2 separate regions of the Mus musculus genome follow, and region 2 is linked to region 1. Evidence: chromatin contacts called from ENCODE Hi-C or POLR2A ChIA-PET data. All regions are on one chromosome and are shown on one strand. The core of a region is the stretch at or near the end of the contact, and the rest is flanking DNA. Distances in the headings are between cores, read along the strand shown.

Evidence for each region. A loop is a pair of places that touch in the nucleus more often than their neighbours do. ChIA-PET counts read pairs that join two places held with the same protein, here RNA polymerase II (POLR2A).
Region 2: a map of heart shows a loop between it and region 1 (2.3-fold over the local background). The contact joins the enhancer-like site here to the promoter of Mpc2 in region 1. A Hi-C loop is called at or near these places in 1 of 37 maps with a recorded cell type or tissue (heart). POLR2A ChIA-PET finds 5 or more read pairs at or near these places in 4 of 5 experiments (Patski and embryonic stem cell).

What each region holds. Positions count from the first base shown.
Region 1 is chr1:165,458,846-165,463,720 of GRCm38, reverse strand. Mpc2 (mitochondrial pyruvate carrier 2) reads right to left here and starts at 2,461. Exons shown (of 5, transcript NM_027430.3): 1 at 2,210-2,461. The coding sequence starts at 2,318. Dcaf6 (DDB1 and CUL4 associated factor 6) reads left to right here and starts at 3,258. Exons shown (of 19, transcript NM_028759.1): 1 at 3,258-3,590. The coding sequence starts at 3,494.
Region 2 is chr1:165,583,211-165,588,085 of GRCm38, reverse strand. No RefSeq gene overlaps it. Among named protein-coding and RNA genes, the nearest start is that of Gm51750, 26 kb to the right of the region's middle. Within about 2 kb of position 2,231, at least 2 of the 3 ENCODE cell types and tissues checked have a DNase peak (open chromatin) inside an H3K27ac peak, as active enhancers do; they include heart, where a contact is called at or near this core.

The DNA of each region.
Region 1 (4,875 bases), core at 1,212-3,711:
CAAGTTCAAGGTCAAACTGGGATAGAAGGGACCTTGTCTCAAAAACAAACAAACAACACAATAACAACATCAAAAGCCCTAAACCCTTTATTTGGAAGAGAAAGTTCGTTCTGATTTGTAAAACAAATACTTTTGTACATGCTTTACAGATATTACAATCATTTAATTTTTCACAATCATTTTTAATTTTAAAAGATTTGCACCCAGGCAGTGAGGGCTCACACTTTCAATCATAGCACCCAGGAGGGAGAGGTAGGCAGATCTCTGAGTTTGAAGCCATCCTGATCTACAGAGCTAATTCCAGGACAGCCAGGGCTGCACAGAGATATCTTGCCTTGAAAACCAAACCAAACCAAAAACAAAACACAAAACAAATAACCAACTAACCAAACAAAAAGATTCCTAAGGTTTGGGGAATTCGTTAAAGTCAAGATTTAACCTGCCTCTGTCTTCCAACTCTGTGTTCCTTTTATTACACTTAAAACAGAATTAACCCAAAGACTTCCGGATGAAATGCACAAAATACTCTGTACAGTTTAAGTACTATAAACAATAATTACAAGTGGCTAAAAGCCAGGGTCTTGAAAAAGATCAACAAAAGACTACTTTCCAATTCTCTGTTAGCTTAAGTGCTTTAAAACTGAGCCTGCTCCACACTGTCCTCACTCCAAAGCTGGAGGGTAAGAATTGCCAAAGACCTCAGTTGATTTTGTAACATTCTGATCATTACATAGATTGTCAAATTATTATCTTCTGAAAATCTCTGCCATAAAACATAACAAAGCAGAAAAATGTAAAAACTAATAGGTAACTAAACAAACTTCATCAATAAAGTTCCTTAAAACAAGTTTTATAATGGTTTTCATACTGCAGTAATGCCATTAAGTGTTAAAATTACCATCTATGCAGAGGTATAGACCATTCTGTTATTAGAGTGGACACCAGATTTAATAACCAGCCCAGGCTCTAGAGAACTGCCTCATCCCTTAGAACTAAACCTTCCTCTGGGCATGGTGGCCCACACCTTTAATCCCAGCACTTGGGAGGCAGAGGCAGGTGGATTTCTGAGTTGAAGGCCAGCCTGGTCTATAGAGCTGAATTCCAGGACAGACTGGGCTATACAGAGACGCTGTCTCAAACAAACAAAGAAACAAACAGAACTAAATCTTTCTAATATCAATTGTAGACTATGGATTTAATCTATGTAAAGGCAAAGTTCACTTTTTTGTTAGCAACTCCATTTTTCCACTGTGAGTAAATTTTTCTATTTGCTCAATTTTATGCTTGAAAGACTTCATAATATAATCAGATTTTAGTCCTCACCCAAGTATTACTATCACCCATTTTGTATTAGAAATAAACTAATTTAATAACTGTGATAAAGAGCTAGAGGGACAGGGGCCTTCCAGTTTCTTAAAGAATTATTTTAACTACAAGAATTCTTATCCAGTACTTGTGACAGCTAACATCCTCAAAGAATCAAGCATATGTTATTTTTGATTTTCACACTGAATACATTTTATATGAATTAAGACAGAGGTATAGAATTTTGCCCAAGGTCACATCTTGGTGAGCGGTGGAACAGAACTGTATTCATATCTGCCCACATAAAACACAGATATAACCTGGTCAGTGATTGCATAATGACTGGCTTATTATACTGGGTCTATGGAACCAGGTTGACATTGACTGAACCGGGAAGGGGAAGGGGATGGGGGTGGGGAGCGTCCAATTTTGGGGAGGGCTCACTTAGCAGGCCTCTGCCAAGAGGAACTAAAGTATGACCTTTACTCCAAACCCTCTGCTGAGACCAGACAGACACCTTTTCAGCTCTACCCCACGTGTGCGTTAGAAATTCACGGAGGGAGAAAGGGGAGGAGAAGGAGGGTTTCATGGTGGCCCAAGACCCCTTCGTGGCTCTCAGGAGTTAAGTAAGGTTCAAGTCTGGAGGAGAGGTCGGGAGTGTGAGCAGTGTTTAAGGGAGCGAAGACATCAAAAGTCAACAAGGGCACTGGGTGCTGATACTCGGTTTTTGGAAAGAGACCTAAGATGAAACAAGGTGAAAGACTAGGAGAATTGATGGATTCCCTTCAGTGGCGAGATGAGGGCTCTGGGATTCCGGTAGCAACTCAACTGTCACAGGGCCTCTAATGTCCCGGTTTCGGAGGGAGAGGAACGATCTCCGTGCGAGCCGTTCAGGATTCATTACCTGCCGGGTGGTTGTAAAGCGGCCTCAATTTCTTTGGCAGCAACAACTCCACTTTATCCATGAGTCGGTGGTAGGTGGCCCGCAGGCCTCGGGCGCCGGCAGCTGCCATCGCGGCGGCCTAGGGATCGACAGCAGCAGGGTGGGAGCGCCGCTGTGTCCGCGTTCCTGGCTGACAACGAAGGGCGGCTCGTCACTTTCTCTCTGCAGCGCTGGGGCGTCCGCCTCTGCCCTAGGGCGCCCTTCCCCGGCTCTGGCAGCCAGAGGTGAAGCACCTAGAGGCCGAGTCCCGCAAAGGCTCAGGGGGGCGGAGCTCAGCAAAAGCCCGCCCCGGCCCGCCTCCTGCGAGCGGGTTGGGGAGACCGAGGGGGAGGAGTCATGGCAACAGGTGCTACAGAGGTCGCCGTGCTGGGGCCGCTAGAGCTAGGCGGGCGAGGCGTTGCGCAAGCTTAACGGCCTGCTCTAATTGGCTGGCCTCACAGAGCGGAAGAGGCGTGGCCAGAAATCATCTCCTTCCGGCCCTGGAGGCCATGTTGGAGAGGGGAACCTGAAGCCGCACTTCCGCCCGGTCCCTCACTTTGACTAATAAGCTTTCTGGGCTTCCCTCTCCCGAACTGAAGATGACGCTGGATACCTGTCGGACTTCCTCTTATTTACTTATTGTTTTTGAGTCGGTGTCTTCGCTGTGTACCCCAGGCTGGCTTGGATCTCGCTATGGTCCAGCCTCCCGACTGCTGGGATTGCATGCATGGGTCATCACGCCCGGTTTTTTCCTTTGACTCGAGAGGCGTGAGCAAGACAACCTCAGCGGCTTCCGTCATGCCTCTCCAATCCATTAAGGAGTAGGCTAGAGCGCCCTCAAGCTCCTCTCCTAGGGTGAGGGCAATCGTGACGCACAGCGGCTTCTGTTGCCCGTGTGCATCCTCTCGCGAGAAGGGCCGGGAGGGGGCGTGGTCTAGGGAGGAGAGGGAGGAGCTCGCGGCCGCCTCCGCCTTCGCCTCCGCCTCCCGCGGGAGGGGGGTCGAGGGAGGGGACTGTTGCCGATCTCTAGATGTTCTGGGTAGTCTGAGGAGAGTATGAGGCGAGCCGTGGCCCGGGTACCTCTCCGCTCCCGGGGAGAAGGCGCGGCCGTGGCTGCCGCCCTCTGAGTCGCGGCGCCGGCGAGGCCCCGGGGCGCGCGCATGGTGCTGGTGCCGCTCGGGTGTTGATCGGCCTGTCCCCTCCCTCTCTTCCCCTCCCCACCCCCCGCGGTGGTCTCCCCTTTCCCACCCCAGCCCCTGCGGAGCCATGGCTCGGAGTGGCTCCTGCCCGCACCTGTTGTGGGACGTGAGGAAAAGGTCCCTTGGGCTGGAGGACCCGTCCCGGCTGAGGAGCCGCTACCTGGGTGAGCGGGGGCCCCGGGGCGGCGGCGCTGAGGTCGCCGCCCAGAGGTGGGGGAGGGGGCGCCGCCGGGGCTGTTGGCGACCGGACCGAGCCCCGACCGGGGCGCCCCGCAGGCTAGGTCTCAGGTGGGATGACGGCGATCCGCGCCCGCTCCTCCTAAGGTCGGGGTCCCCTTTGCAAGCTGCCAGGCGCGGCTCAAGCTGGGCTTCCCTCGGAGAGCCGGGCCGTGGGGAGGCGGCACTAAGCCCGGAAAGGTGTTGGGGTCGCTCGTGGGCTGGGACTCCGGAGAAGACTCCGCGAGCCTTACGGAGATGCCACGTTGAACGCCAAAGTTGGCGCTTTTGCTTTTCTCCGGAGCTGTCCCCGCTCAGCCGAAGACCTCAAGGTGTTGCTTGTCCACCTTCTTCTTCGGCTTCCGCAAGGGGTTAGATGTCGCCCGAGAGAGACGCTGTTGACCACCCTCAGGGACTTGACACCCCAGCCGGGCTCGCTGTAAACCGTGGCGCTTAGCCCAAACCTAAAAGAGATCGCGGAGCCCTCCCCACCCCCGCGCCTTCCCAGGTCCAGCCTGCTGTCAGTCCCGTAGACCTCTTTTAGGTGGTGTAAGGTTTCACGTTCCTGTTCCCACCCCTGGAAAACACACTTGGCATTTTCTGTTTCTTAGTTAAGCTTTCTAAAAACAACCTTCAGGACTGTGGACGCAGGGTTCCACCTTTTTCGTTCTGTGTACCGTGAGTTTTGTTGAGTGTGTTGGGTCATGCCAGAGTCAACTAAAAAGTCCTGTTTCTTCAAAGTGCCTCCTCCCCCCAACTCTGTCATTTCTTTGCCAAGTGAAGCGATTTGTTGCTGTCATTTTTTTTTTTTTTTTTACTAACAACAAAAATAGAAAGAAATGAAATCTCATTACAGCCAATACTACTGGCTGTAAATTGCTTAAAGGACGCCTAGGTGTGCGTTTTAATGTTTTTAAATGAATGTTATCATTGTAAGAATTAAATACAAAAAAGCAGAAGTCCCAGAATCGGTCCCATTTGGATTTCATGCCACTGCCCCTAGAAATGTTTCTGTTTTGTGATTATTTTCCTTGATTTATTTCCTTCTTAGAAATGCATACATATATAAATACTAGTGCCTGTATGTGCACCCTACATGTGTGTGAATGAAAACCGGATGCATGGTGGTGAAAGCATTTTTCTCCCTTGCTTTTTTCTTCACTGCGTCTGGAGATCCTTTTAGACATAAAAATGTGTGTAAAACATTACATAGTACTTAATGAAGAATTTTAA
Region 2 (4,875 bases), core at 982-3,481, 120 kb before region 1:
GACTTTGTACTGGCAGAGGGAGAGTTGTCCTGAAAACTTGCTTGGAGGATCTTGGTCCCAAGAATGCAGAGAATCCATTCAGCACGCAGTTATTAGCAGCTGCTAGGCACCGCACTTCCTCTTCTCCCAGAAACACTAAACAGAGCTCATGTCCCCCGAAGGAATATGACCTCTGGCAGGAGGTCATGTGGTAGATCGAGTCACACAGCGCCTGAGACATCACATCCCAGGCTCTTGGCTGAGCCAGTATTTTAATGTAGACCAATTGCAGTTGGACAAGAGAAAAAAAAAATCATGAGAACAAAATGAAATAAACAAGAAGAGAGCTTGCTTGGAAATAACTGGTCCCTGTTCCACACGATGCCCGAGGTTGGGGTTGGGGTTGGGGTTTGGGAAAGAGGACGTTCATGCTATGCGTTCCCTGGCTAGAAACTCATGGCTGGGGAGCTCATATGCTCCAGGGGATAATCTACTATTAATTTTGCTAAAAGGACATCATATTAAACTGCCTTTTGAATATATATACACTGCAGAACCCCATCTCTCAGTCCTCGCCAGGGAAGTTTCTACTTTGTATGGAGGTTCACGTGAAGGCGCAGCTAGGCACAGTACAAGCCGGTGTGTCTTTGGAGGGGTCGCAAGTGTCTGCGTCACACACCCCTCCCACCCAAGGCTCGTGGGAAGTCACAGAAGAGGAGATGCACTCAAGAGCTCGAGAAGGACTGAGACAAAGCAATGTCTTCTAGATATGGCAGGATCAAGTAGGATCAGGAACTCAGCTGCTGTAGTTCCCTGTACCAGATCAAACCAGTCAATACGACCCTGCGTGGGCAGCAGCGGCTGGGGGTGGGGGCTCGAGCCCCCATCCGCCTGAGAGGAGGACCATTGCTATTGAGGGCTCCTAGGGAAGGGAAGGCCTAGCTTTATGAGTGTGACCCTTGGAAGGTTGACCATGCTCCAGTGGATAACTGCACACATGCTCCGACTTCAGGTCCTCTTTTTTTTTTTTTTTTTATAATCCATTGAATTTGATAAGTGCTTGCCATAGGCACATGGAGGAGGAGCTGATGCACACTCAAGCGTGTGTGTGTGTGTGTGTGTGTGTGTGTGTGTGTGTGTGTGAATATAATCAAGATACATTGTATGTGTGTATGAGACTCTCAAAGAATTAAAAAAATATATATTTAAAAAAATGGTTTGGGAGCTGGAGAGATGACTCAGTGGTTAAGAGCACTGACTGTTCTTCCAAAGGTCTTGAGTTCAGTTCCCAGCAACCACATGGTAGCTCACAACCATCAGTAATGAGATCTGATGCACTCTTCTGGTGTGTCTGAAAATAGGTACAGTGTACTCATACATAAAATAAATAAATCTAAATAATAATAATGGTTTTGGTTCCTTGAGACTGGAGAGATGGCTTGGAGATTAATAACGGCTGCTCTTTTAAAGAATCTAAGTTCAATCCCTGCACCCATATAGCCCCACACAATCATCTGTGACTCAAGTTCCAAGTGATGTGACACCCTCTTTTGGCCTCCACAGGCACCAGACTTGCATGAGTCACACATACATAGATAAAGGCACAACACTCACACTCATAAAATAAGTGTTTAACAAAAAGGTTTTCTTTCTTAATGTGAGTTGTATTTGTTTTGGTGTGTCTGAAGACAGCTACAATGTACTCATATATATAAACTAAATAAATAATTCTTAAAAAAAAAAACTAGCTAGTGTTTGCCTGTGCATCCAACTAATACTATATAGTGAGACTGACTCTAAATAGACAGACAGACAGACAGACAGACAGACAGACAGATAGATAAAAGCAGTGCCTATAATTCCAACACTCAAGAGGCGATGAAGGAAGTTTGCCTCAGGTTTGGGGCCTTTCTAGGCTATGCAGTGAGTTCTAAGCTAAGCTGAACTATAAAAGGAGAACAAGGGAAAAAAAAAACCCCAACGAACAGCAGAAATCGCACACATACAAGCCCACTCTCCTTCCCCCCCTAAATAAAGTATGGAGGCTGGCATGGTGGTATCTCTCAGTCCCTGGACGCTGCTGCTGCCACTTTCTATTGGCTTGACACTTGTAAACTCCTTTGCTCACCCTGCATGCCTGCTGCCTGTGCTGTAAAGTGCTCTGAAGCAACTGTGAGCAAGACAGAACTTGCCCAAGGCCTCCTGGTGCTTGACCTGATACTAAGTGCTGGAGATACAAAGCTGAACGTGGCAGAATCCCCTCCCATCCAGAGAGCCCAGCCCTCGAGGAGTTCCTGGAGGAAAGAGCCCAGAGCAGTCCACCGCAGTAGTGAAGTGAGCCTTAAAGAGCACAGACTCCCGGCTGGGCTGGGACTTCCTGTGCTGGCCAAAGAGAGCTTGGAGACAAGAGCTTGAAGAGGTGGAGAGGAGCCCAAAACCCTGATTAAGGGCTGTTCCAGGTGGCAGAATTAGCGCAAAGTCTACACACCCCACGCCCTGCATTTAGGAAAAGGCCTTGGAAGGAAGCCTTATGATACAGGCTTCGGAATTTCATCATAGACCAGCACAGGGATTTGTTTGTTCGTTGGGACGCTTACCCTGCCAGTTACACAGGTAAAGGATGGAAATCAGATATTGGGGAAGCGATTAATAACGTGACTTAGGGCAGAACTGGGTTAGGCGTAAAGGAACTGGATTTTTAGCAGCGGTGAGGACAAAGATGAGAGCCATGGGAGTAAGGTTTAGAAAGATGTTCAGTAGCACTGACAATATGAGTGACTCGGGGACAGCCAGGTGAGACAGCCCATGCATGATAAGCCCAGCGCTCAGGAGACCGAGGCAGGGGAATTTCTTGGAGTTTGAGGATCAGTCTGACTACAAAGTTCCAGGCTGAGCTGTAGGGTAATATAGCAAAGGAAAGCGGCCAGGGTTGCTACACACAGTAAAATCATGACGAGCAAAGGCTGCTACCGTTAACATGAGGAAGCAGCTCCAGGGAAGGTGGGATTTAGGGTTGAAAACCCGGGGTTTCTCGTGCAGGGGCAAAGCGAGCAATGGCAATATCCTCGCAACTTTGTAGCCCCCTGTTCACTTGACAACTAGCTGTATCTGATTCTTTGAGTACCCTTCCAGAAAAGTTCCCCCACCTCTGATATCAGTGTATTCCGTCTCCTACTACCCGGCAGATCAGCACCCCTGACCTAAATTTCAATCACTTCTCTTTGGCAGGCCACCCTAATTCCAGCTTGTGACACGATTTGCCTGTGTCTATCTTGGCCCAGATCTCTTCCATCTCTGAGAGTGATTGGTGAAACCTGGGTGGCCTTGGACGCAGGATCCACCTCAGTGGGAGAATACTTGCTCAGCCAGTGTGAATCCTTTGATTCTTAGATCCTTAGTACCACATATAAAAGCCGACCGTAAGACTTTCTAAAACAGAAATATGGTCCATACATGTCCTTCAGTGGTCATCCTGAGACTCCTATTTTGGATGGTGTTGATGGGTCCCAGACCTAAAGCCAGATGGCCCACAAGGCTCCTTTGTTCAGTGGGTCTCCTCAGACCAGCTGGTGTCTGGGGGTGGGGACCCAGTGCTCCAGAGTTCCAGGACCAAATGCTGTGTGCTGGCCTGGGAAGGCCTTCTGTCCGATTCACACCTCTTCCCAGCTAGCTCCCACCAGCTTTCTAAAGGCCACATCAGGGTGTGTGCAGCAGGTGCCCTGTATTTTAGTTGCTTGTTTGCCAGCATTGACACACAACCACCACCTTACAGAAAGACTAAGATGCTACGATTAAATCTCCATGTTACAAACCAGGAAACTGAGGCACAAAGAGCTTTCCCTCAAGGGCATAGACTCAACCGCTGGATCCAGTCCAGTGAGTTTTCAGGTCTATGTCATATGCCACGGTTTGGATTGTTTCTTGGCTCATTCCTGTATTCATGGTACAGGGCCTGAGACCATCATTTCACTCACTGAATAAATACCAGGTCCCTAGGGCCGCTATAAGAAAGAGCAAGAGCAAATATTCCTTATACATCCATCACTTGACAGCTCCCGAACACTTACTATATGCCTAGCTCTGGGCTCAGTGCTAGATAGACAATGTAGAGCATCTTTGCTCTACAGGAGTTCAGAGTAGGTAAGGTTCAAGGGTGCATGGGGGTGGGGGTGGGGTCAAACAAAACCCACAAAGATAATGCTTCTCTTCTCTGTTCCTAAAGTCGTCACGGATTACCTATCACATCTTTCTCCTAAACATAATTCTGGGCGGGCTGCTCCAGAAAGCACCTTGGTGGAAGCTTCCTGTGGGTGAGACATGCAGAAGCTACAGCTCAGAGCTCTGCTGGAAAAGGCTCCTGAGGCCACAGCCAAGTCCAGTGCTGCCATCTGCTGGCCACATCGAAGATGCGCCCAAACCCAGGGCTTGTGACGTAGCCAAGACCAGCAACCAAGTTCAGCATCCCTGTAAAACCTATGGGTCATCTGTAAAATCAGATAGATGTACCTGGGCCCAGACATGTAGAACATACGCTTTCTAAACTTCACCGTAGACTTCTCTACTTCAGTCTGTCGCTCGCTCCTTCTTTCCTTCCTTCCTTCCTTCCTTTCTCTCTCTCTCTCTCTCTCTCTCTCTCTCTCTCTCTCTCTCTCTCTTCTTTCTTTTCTTTTTTCTTTTTTTTTTTGAGAAAGGGTTTCTCCGTGTAGCCCTGGCTGTCCTGGAACTCACTCTGTAGACCAGGCTGGCCTCGAACTCAGAAATCCGCCTGCCTCTGCCTCCCAAGTGCTGGGATTAAAGGCGTGCAGCATCACTGCCTGGCTCCCTCTTTTCTTTCTTGGGTAGGGTGCTGAATTCATTTTACCTCTGAAAGATGTTTATTAGCTGCAGGCCCCATGG